Linked DNA regions of Homo sapiens: region 2 is linked to region 1. Evidence: read pairs that join two places in POLR2A ChIA-PET (ENCODE). Cell type or tissue: OCI-LY7. All regions are shown on one strand. Links, peaks and the distances in the headings refer to the core of each region. The heading gives the core; the rest is flanking DNA. Region 1 has its middle 21 kb from the start of MYB. Region 2 overlaps HBS1L (HBS1 like translational GTPase).

Region 1 (5,385 bases), core at 100-5,099:
GTTGGTAATAAAAAAAGCCTAAAACCTGCGTCCGTTTTTCAAATCATTGTGGAGTAAAAGATACATATTTCTTTTATGCTGAGATCTGGAACTTTAAAAAATCACAAGTGGTGTTTTAAATGTATTATTAATGCAGAACACTTTATTATAGTTCAATAAAGAATTCTATGTCTCCATTACACAGACTAATGACACCTCCAGACATAGTTATAGTAATTTTCCCAGCTGATACAGTTTAATTAATGATATAAGGACATAATTACATGTTTCAGTGATCTTTCACATATTTACAGGAACTGCTGTAACTAGCTTAATTAGAGTAATTACGTAAATAGCTGATAATGCACAACAAATTACAGGAAAAAATCTTCTATAGTTTGGTGTGTTCAATTTCTAAGCAAGCTTATAGAAGGAAAACATTTACATCTTGGGATAAAATGTAAGACTATGTGGCCTCTAAATTTTGTTGTTCCTAACCCAGCAGAACATAACTGTTGGAGGTTTAACAGTTAACTTGTCTTCCTTTTGTAGTTCTGTTGCAGACCTCATGTCAGTTGTTGGTTGTGTTCTATGAAATTGCTCATTCTGCTTTGCCACTGGCTGAAGTTTCATGATGAGTTTTTTTGTCATGTTGGGTAGTTATTATATTGCACTCACTGAGAACTGGAAAGGGCGCTTAGGGAAAAGGTTGACAAATCTCACACCTCTTTTTCATTTCCTTTCTTGTCCTTTCTTTAACTGATATCTTCTGTTTCCTTCACACTCATACACAAAGATGTTTCTTTGGACTGTCCTTTAAGCACTCTTTCTGTAGTTAAACACATATTTGTAAAGACTACAATTGATGTTCTCCTGTGGAGTTCTAGTTCTGGTTACCCACCACTCAAGTCCTTTCAATGTTGTCTTTCTCATTGAATTGATCAGCCTTTGAGTCCTTAGAGAGAAGCAAGAGCCCCTTTTTAAGTGAAATAATGCCCCTCCTTAATCAGCTGGTGTGTTTCCATTGGCTGACATCAGGCACGCCCTCTAACTTCCTTTACTTTTGCAGACTACTAGATCCATATCTTGGTGCTTCTTGTGGAAGAAGACCTAAGGAAATCCAACTGAGCCAAAAGAAATATCAGCCTTATGTAGAGGATAGGGTCAAATTTTAATTCCAGTTTGCTTAAATCAATGACTCATCGTTTTGCACATTCATGCTCTGCCTAATTTTTCTGTCTTTTACCTGCCCTACTTTCTGTCCTGCTATCCCACAGCATGAGACCTCTCTGTTGGTCAGGCCAGACTCTTGACTGTCCTGTGAACACACTTCTAAATCCATGTATTTATTTCCTTTTTGTCTTCCTTTTTACTGGATTTTACCAGTTTTTGAGCCCCTCTTAGGTTTACTTCCTGCAAGAAGCCTTTCATTTCTAATCTCATTGATTTTTATCTTCCAGGACACAGCCTACACTATGAAAATCAAACAATTCTACACTGTCACGTATTGTGCATCCACCTCTTCTCTCCAACTACATGGAAGCTCCTGGAGGACAGAAGAACTGTGATTGATACTTTATCTCCCACCAGATATCAGGCATTCAGTAAATTCTCATTCACAGATTCAGGAATATTTAATCAGGACCTCTGCATGCGATTGTGCAGGCTACATACACACAATTCTAGGGGGCATCATCCAACATCAACTTTGCAAGGCTTTTTACTGTTACAAATATCTGCCCCTTCTACAGTGCCTCTTGCTGCAGCCACTGATGTCTATACCCTCATCTTTACCAACTGGTCTCACCCTGCAGAAATCTGGCATTAGTTAGTTCACCTCTACACAATAAGATTCACTAATCTCCCTCAAAGAATTCACAGTCTAACAGGTGACACAGACATACAAGTAAATAATTGCTAAATCTTTGGATATATGGAATTATAAGAGTATATAGGAGGGCTGGGCATGGTGTTCCACATCTGTAATCCCAGCACTTGGGGAGGCTGAGGCAGGTGGATCACTTGAGGTCAGGAGTTCCAGACTAGCCTGGCCAACATGGCACAACTCCATCTCTACTAAAAATAAAAAAATTAGTTGGGTGTGGTGGTGTGTACCTGTAACCCCAGCTACTCAGGAGGCTGAGGCACAAGAATCACTTGAATCTGGGAGGCAGAGGTTGCAGTGAGCCAAGATCGCGCCACTGCACTCCAGCCTGGATGAAAGAAGACTCCATCTCAAAAAAAAAAAAAAAAAAAAGTATGCAGGAATTGCAGAAATGGCGTAGGGGAGAAAGTAATATTTAAATTGTAGAATTAACAAGTCTAACTGGATGCTAGGTTGAAGTGGGGAGAGTGAAAGAGTCTAGGGTCACTCCTAGGTTTTTGGCTCTGGAGACTTCATAAGTGATGGTGAAGCTTGTGGGAGAGGGAATTCTGGATAAGGAAGAGGATGTCTGGAGAAAAATGAATGGTTTGGGATGTGTGGCTTCTGAGATGCCTGTGACACAAGGGAGATAACTGGTGAAGCATTGTTTTCATGAGCTTTGTGCTGAGAAATGGCAAAATGAGGAGCCTCAGCAGATAAGTGGTGGTTATATGGAGTGTTGGAGTTCCCAGAGAGAGTGTGTGTACAGGATGAAAAGGGAAAAGGGCCAAAAACTGAGTTCCTGAGGGTAGGAAGGGGAAAGCTAGCAAAGACCAGGCACAGGCAAAAAAGCCCCCAAAGCCCCAAGTTTCACCCCATGTCACAGGTCATGAGTTATGATAACTGAGGATAGACCCCCTCGAAGATCCTGCTTTAATAAATCCTTAGGGATGTTAGGGATTCCTAACAAGCACAACCAAATGGCAATTTAAGCATGAAATTTTATTTCCATATGAAATGGGTAGATAAACATTTCCTTTCTAAGCTTTCTTCACATTTTTAAAATATAGTAAACCCTTTAGAAAATTATTATCTTTTTAATAGAAAGATTAAGTTAGAATTAAATAATGAAGCAAATGTCCCTTGACTGTGGAGGGTAGGTCGAGGTGTAAGAACCAGTAAAGTGAGATCATCGGGGCACACTGGTGAGCACAGAGGAGGCAGAATTGCTCATCTGCCTTCACAGCCCTGCCCCCATGGCCAGTTTCCTGTCACAGTGTGCTGTGCTTGGCATGCTTGACCCTGAAGTCCCTTGCAGGAACCATCATTACCCATTGCTTTCCATTTCTGTGTTCTTTTCCCCTGCTCTCCTCTGCTCTACTCGATCAAAGTCTGTTTTAGGTGTTTATCCCATCCTTGCTTTACAGCTCCTTACAAATGGCTTTAAATTCATTCTATATTCTTATGATTCTGAATTTTCTTTTCTTTTCTTTTTTTTTTTTTTTTTGAGACAGGGTCTAGCTCTGTTGTCCAGACTGGAGTACAGTGGAGCGATCACAGCTCACTGCAGGCTTGAACTCCTGGCCTCAAGGAATCCTCCTGCCTCAGCCTCCCAAAGCCAGCTTGGATCTCTCTCTTCAATTCCAGACTGACGTAGCTAAATACCTGGTCCTCATTTTCCAACCCTTCTCTCTCATCCAGCTCCTTCTAAGTCTTTTCTTGCTTGTTGAATGGCAACTTCATTCGCCCAGTTATAACATTTGGGGGTTATCCTTGATTTCTCTCTTCATAATCCATTAAGAAATCTTATTGGCTCTACCCATAAAAAATATCCAGAATATGACCACACCTCCCCACCTCTCTTGCTCCTGCTCTGTTATTAGCCACCGTTATCTCCCACCTACAATATTATACTGTTCTTCTAACTGGCAGCTTGCTGTCTATTCTCAACACAGCAGACAGAATGATCCTCTTAACAGGTAAATCAGGCCATGTCACCCCTCTTCTCAAACCGTTTTTGATGGCTTCCCATTTGAGAGTAAAAACATAGGACTTGGCCAGGCACAGTGGTTCTTGCGTATAATCCCAACACTTTGAGAGGCCAGGGTGAGAGGATCCCTTGAGGTCAGAAGTTTGAGACCAGCCTGTGCAACAGAGTGAGACCCCATCTCTACTAAAAAAAAAAAAAAAAAAATTATCCTGGCGTGGTAGCCTGCGTCTGTAGTCCCAGGTACTCAGAAGGTTGAAGTGAAAGGTTCTCTTGTGCCCAGGAGTCTCAGGTTGCAGTAAAGCTAAGATTGTGCCACTACATTCCATCCTGAGCAACAGAGCCAGACCCTGTCTAACAAAAGTAAAAACCTAGGTTCCTATAATGAGTTATGTATGATTCACCAGCTGCTGCCACCATACTGGTTTTGTACCTCCTTCTGTTGTTTTTGCTCAGGGCTTCCAATCACCGTGGCCACTTGGCTGAATTTGGACTTACTGGGCTTGCCCCACTTCAGGACCTTGGCTCGTTTTTTTTTTTTTTTTAACCTGGATGTTTTTGTTTTTTTCCTCTATCCATGTGATTTGCTCCCTCACAGCCTTTAGGTCTTTTTTGTTTGTTTGTTTTTTGAGACAGAGTCTCCTTCCATCACCCAGGCTGGAGCGCAGTGGTAGTATCTCAGCTCACTGCAACTTCTGCCTTCTGGGTTCAAGCGGTTCTCCTGCCTCAGCCTCCCGAATAGCTGGGACTACCGGTGCGTGCCACCATGCCAGGCTAATTTTTGCATTTTTAGTAGAGATGGGGGGTTTCACCATGTTGGTCAGGCTGGTCTCAAACTCCTCACCTCAAGTGATCCACCTGCCTTGGCCTCCCAAAGTGCTGGGATTACAGGCATGAGCCACCACACCCTGCCCCTTTAGGTCTTTATTCAAATTTCTTTTTGCTGTATGATCCTCCTGTACACATCAGTATTTAAGCTCCCCGCTCCCACATTCCCAATGCCTCTTCCTTGCTGAATTTTTCTCTTCAACGTTTAAACACTTTATTTGGACTTATTTATCTTTTTAATTGTCTCCCCTGCCTCTAGAATATAAACTGAGAGGGCAGGAGGCATCGTTTCCCCCAGCTGTATCTCCTGTGCCTGGAGAAGGGCCTGGCACATGTTGGGCACACAGTAATAATTGATGAATGAAGGAAGAGAAAGGACACAGTCACTTCTGCACAGCTTGTCCATAGACTCTCTGTCATCCCTCGATACCATTCAAAAAGATGTAAAACCCTTACTGTCTTCCCAACAGCTCCTGGATTGAGTGGGAAGAATTAGTAAATTCTGTCTAGTATACATGGGTTGGATATGGAGTAACCAAAATCATCCTCTTCTATTTTTTTCTATCTCCCATTATCAACTATTGTCTTTGTTGTCATTATCTTTGTTGTCATTATCACTTATTGATCACTTTTTTATGCTCTAGGAATTAGACCAGGAACTTGACACACACTATCCCACTTAATCTTTACAGTAACACTATAATTTAGGTATTATATACCCTTCCTT
Region 2 (5,385 bases), core at 207-5,206, 130 kb after region 1:
CATTTTTGATAATAATAAAATGAAAATCTTTTAAGGGACCATGTAAATATAGAAGTTGGATTAATATGTGAATTATTTTTATACATTTTTAAAAACCATTTGTCCTAAGTATACACTTTAAAATAAATATATAAAAAGTGTTTTCAAGTATGGTTGCATGTTCTTTGAATGGAGAATTTTACCAGATCTCTTTAGCTTCTGCTGCTGCTGCTGCTTTTTTTTTTTTTTTTTTTTTTTTTTTTTTTTTTTTTTTTGAGACAGAGTCTCGCTCTGTTGCCTAGGCTGGAGTGCAGTGGCGCGATCTCTGCTCACTGCAAGCTCCGCCTCCCAGGTTCACGCCATTCTCCTGCCTCAGCCTCCAGAGTAGCTGGGACTACTGGTGCCCACCACCACACCCGGCTAATTTTTTTCTTTTTTGTATTTTTTTTAGTAGAGATGGGGTTTCACCGTGTTGGCCAGGATGGTCTCAATCTCCTGACCTCATGATCCGCCCGCCTTGGCCTCCCAAAGTGCTGAGATTACAGGCGTGAGCCACTGCACCCGGCCTGTTCTTATTATTTTTTTTAAGATGGAGTCTCTCTCTGTCGCCAGGCTGGAGTGCAGTGACGCTCACTGCAGCCTCCGCCTCCCGGGTTCAAGTGATTCTCCTGACTCAGCCTCCTGAGTAGCTGGGACTACAGGTGCATGTCACCACGCCCAGCTGATTTTTGTATTTTTAGTAGAGACGGGGTTTCACCATGTTGGCCAGGATAGTCTTGATCTCTTGAGCTTGTGATCCACCGCCTAGGCCTCCCAAAGTGCAGGGATTATAGGTGTGAGCCACCACGCCCGGCCTAACTTGTTCTTTACAATAAGTAATGGAATGTGGAGTTTTCCTTTTTGCTACTGACAGTTGTGTGCCCCACAGTGACAAAGTTTCAGCAATGCAGGATCAATAGAAGCTTTTCTAATCAGTAGAATAATTATGTAATTCATCCCTTAAAGCAGTGGTTCTCAACTAGCAATCAGAATCACTGGAGGAATTACTTCAGAACACAGATACTGTGGCTTCACTCCATATATGCTGAAGCAGTCTCTGTGGAATGGCATTTGGGAATGTGTATTTTCAAAATTATTCCCCAAAATGTGTATTTCTGTTCGAGAACCATTGCCTTAAAGGGAGGAATCAGTAGAATGAGTTATCAATGCCAAGAATAACATCTGACCAACTTGAATGAATAATTTCTAGAAATCAGGAATACCAAGGAAAAATGCTACTTAGGAATTAATGGCCCTTTGCATAAAATGATGGAGATATTATTAGTATTCCTTGGAAAAATATAATACAGTAGTATCTAAAATGTTATTTTATTAGTTTTTTTGAGACAGAGTCTCACTCTGTTCCCCAGGCTGGAGTGCAGTGGCATGATCTCGGCTCACTGCAACCTCCGCCTCTCGGGTTCAAGCGATTCTCCTGTGTCAGCCCCCCGAGTAGCTGGGATTACAGGTGCGTGTCACCACACCTGGCTAATTTTTGTATTTTTAGTACAGACGGGGTTTCACCACGTTGGCCAGGCTGATCTCAAACTCCTGACCTCAGATGATCCGCCCACCTCGGCCTCCCGAAGTGCTGGGATTACAAGTGTGAGCCACCACGCCTGGCCAAATATTTTTTTTAATGAAAATGAAAAGGCTGGTCTTTTCCTAGTAAATATTTTTTCTCTGGCAGCTACTTTACTGTGCATTTGATAATTTTTTGTATTACTTTTGTTTCTGTTTATTTTCAGAATGACATTCTAAAATTTTAATCTGTGTCATGTTTTTATATTCAGTATTTTGATGGGAAAAGTTAAGATGGCATTATGTCTTTTTTTTTTTTAAACCAAACACTTCTTGATTTCTTGTGTTGTCTTCAGGTTTTTGTTTTTAATTGAATGTATCAGTGCACCATAATACTAATGCTTAGGACATCATTTAAATCACAAGCTATATTTTGTGAATGATTTTAAAATTTGAGTTATCCCAGTGGTTGAGATTGTTTTTCTGGTCTTGAACCTTGATCAAACATTTTAGTAACTTTGAATTAGTATATGACTGAACTAGATGTATATATTAGCAGTCTCCAACTTAGGAGTGAATTAATTGAATTATAAGAGTTTGTAACTGATGATAATTACTGATAGGTTAGGTGCTGCACAAGTGGTCCACATTGCACATGAATCCCCAAATACTTATGTAATCTACACTGTAGTTGAATAGCAGCACTATTGTGTTACCTTCTTTTATAACAAAGTAATTTTCAAGTGGAAATGCAATACTTTTAAAACCATATAGTAGACCTTCTAGGGTGAACTAGGTCTCCATTTGTTGGCTGATTAGGGTTGTAACTACTAGGTATGAGATTCTTTTGGTGGGGAAAAAATTAGATATTATAGGGTGGTAAGAGAAGGCAACAATACCTTAAATAGGTTTCCAGGCTTCCTATTTTCCTTGGCTTGGCTGCTGGTCTGTCAGGCATGTACATGACAAGTACTTGCCCTGTTGACTAAGGGAATGTCACAGTCTCTTTGAGACTGCGAAGGTGGAACTGAGCAGACCTTTCCACCTTCCACCCTTGGCCATCGATCCTTGGTAAAAAGCCAAGTGTCTGCTTATTCATGAATACACTCCTTGTGATGATTGTTGGCACTAAGTGTATATTCTGTACCAGCTGCTGTTTATTGATTGCTGTCTTAGTAGCTCAGGTATGCTACGTGTTTTAGTTGACTTTATTTTCCAGTTCAGCTGTAAATTTTAAGATGCAAAGCTGTTTTTATTTGCATTATGATCAAGGGCATTAATAATTTACTTTAGAAATAGAAATAATATTGTAATTATATTCTAAATGATATAAAATACATTATAAACAATTTTTGCTCTTCACTCTTTTTGGTTTCTTAAAAGATCTGATGTTGTTCATGGATGGATGTTTTGTCCTTTTGCATTCTAAAGTCTTTAGGTGGCTCTTTTGGATATGATTCTTCTTGCAATAAATTGCCAAGAACCAGGGTTTCATTTCTGTACAGAGCACTTTTTAAAACTTTTCCTTTTTCCTAGTTACTAAACTGGCATTTTAACCTCTTTTTCTCCTTTTAGCTTTGAATCTGTCTTTCTTAAACTTGTCTTTTACTCTTTTTCTTCTCATATGTATTAATAACTATAGTCAGTGTTTTATATTTAGTTTTTAGTACTCAGTGGGAGGTCATGTAACTAATTGTCATACCAGGGATAAAACTAATAAGGTGCTCATTTTTTGTAAGTAAAAGGAACCACTGAAGATAAAATACGGTTATAGAGAAGAATAATGAGTTCTCATATGATTATTTACCTTTTTAAATTGACCCTGAATCTGTATGTGGACCATTGCAAATAAACAAGTATACATTGTATGTTGAGAAAGTACTGTGTATCAACATGTTTTTTGTGTTCATGCAGGTATATATTTGGTTATAAAGTCAGTTTTATAATAGTTTAGAAATTGTTTTATATATAAACAGATTATATATAAATGTGGACTAGACAGGGAGGGATTAATATGAATTTCTATACTAGTTTTCCTTTACCTATATATTTATAATGACATAAAGCTCAGCTTATGCAGTTATACAATTTTAATTTTTAGATTGTAAAAAATTTGTCACATTTTGAATATATATATTTTGTAAAAGCTACATTGAAAGAAATTAAAATTCTGAGATTTTCCTAAATCAAATGTAAAAACATACAATCTATCCATTAGGATTTTCTATATAAACTTGATATTTCTGAATGGTCTTTTACTCATTTATGCTGAAAGTACTGTTTTATTTCTATAAACAAATTAAAAAACAAACTACCTGGTTGTGAAAATTTTATTTTAAGGTATTTAGCATTTAGAATTCTTGCCTTCCATGGGGTAAAATTTTATATATTCTTTTACTTTTTAGGACTCACATAGAAACACTCTTTAAGTATAGGTTGTGATGAATATTGGTGATGTAATTGCAGAGATGACAGTGCAAGGCAAAGGAAATGATAAGCTGGGTATGGTGGCATGTACCTGTAGTCTGAGCTGTTTGGGAGGCTGAGGCAGGGGGATTATCACTTGAGTCCAGGAGTTCAGGTTCAGCCTGGGCAGTGTGGTGAGACCCCATCTCAAAAAAAAAAAAAAGAAAAAACAAAACTGATAAAATGCGTATTTATTTCCGACATTGACATGCCTAATTTATATTGGATGAGTGAAGGAAAGCAGTTTAGTTGCAGGATATAACCCAAGATGAACAAAGATATGATTCTTACGTCAAAGGGGAGGAGGATATATGCACACTTCAGCACATGATTATCTTTATTGCAGTGTGGCATATTATACCCTTCAAAGCTGACACCTTTGTCTTCCTCATCCAAGGTGCCACCTTCTCTTCTGTTTCCCGTCTTTGTTATTACTGTCACCATCTAGTTAACCAAAATCAGGAATCTAGTATCATCCTTGGTTCATCTCTCTTCACCTGCTACTCATAATTGATTACCATTCCTGTTATTCCCACCTTATAAATAAGTAAATGTATGTGTGTGTGCACATAATATGCATACATATATAGTCGACTCTTGTTATTTGCAGTAGTTATGTTTTATAGTCACTACGAACACTGAATTAATGAATACTGAACCATTGCTCCTACAAGAAATACAGAGGTAGGTTCCTGTGAGCCTCTCATAACATTTTCATCAATCAGTGAATACATAACATTGTTTTATATGTGTCTCTATTTAAAGACACCTTATTTAATGGATGTGTATAGCATGGATTCATTAACACCGAACTCATGGCCCACAGCACTGGAAGTCATGCCTTATCTAATATCTTTTATTTGTTAGGCACATCCTAGCCTTCTTGTGTTTAGAATACTAAGCACTACACTTACAGGCCATTTTAAAAATTACCAACAAAAAGTACAAAATTACCAACAAAAAGTACAAAACTGGAAAAAATGCGACACTAAGTAGACCATGAAAAGGACATTTGTTTACAGTATGAGAGCTGTATCAAAAAGGCCGACGTCACCTTCTGTGAAATTGCATGTTGGATGACTCAAATTTTTCGCTGCTCTGCACATGTCCACAAGTGATTGCAAAAGTGAGTAGTGATTTTGGGATTACAAGTAAATTGTGATTAGGTGAATTCACAAATGTAGAACCTGTGAATAATGAGAATCAACTGTACATTTTTTGGCCCACTACTCTTTATTGTTATTTTTCCTCTTTATTATTTTCTTCTTTATTGTTACTTTTCCTCTTTATTGTTACATCTTTATTGTTACTTTTGTTTTCATTATTTTATTTACTGTTACTTTTCCTCTTAAAGGCCATTAGCTTTTAGCAGAATTACCT

What was found. ChIA-PET counts read pairs that join two places held together with the same protein. Peaks named below come from ENCODE experiments on the same cell type or tissue, not always from the same donor. Only the 100,000 strongest peaks of a DNase experiment are listed, where the experiment ranks them.
Region 2: POLR2A ChIA-PET joins it to region 1 with 5 read pairs; 2 of 35 experiments call an interaction of 5 or more read pairs at or near these places.

The regions. Positions count from the first base shown.
Region 1 is chr6:135,157,426-135,162,810 of GRCh38, reverse strand. No RefSeq gene overlaps it. Among named protein-coding and RNA genes, the nearest start is that of MYB, 21 kb to the left of the region's middle. In OCI-LY7, for the core only: no CTCF peak of the experiment used is centred there; a DNase peak (open chromatin) is centred at 3,110.
Region 2 is chr6:135,030,620-135,036,004 of GRCh38, reverse strand. The region is part of intron 4 of HBS1L (HBS1 like translational GTPase); the gene reads left to right. Among named protein-coding and RNA genes, the nearest start is that of HBS1L, 22 kb to the left of the region's middle. In OCI-LY7, for the core only: no CTCF peak of the experiment used is centred there; no DNase peak of the experiment used is centred there.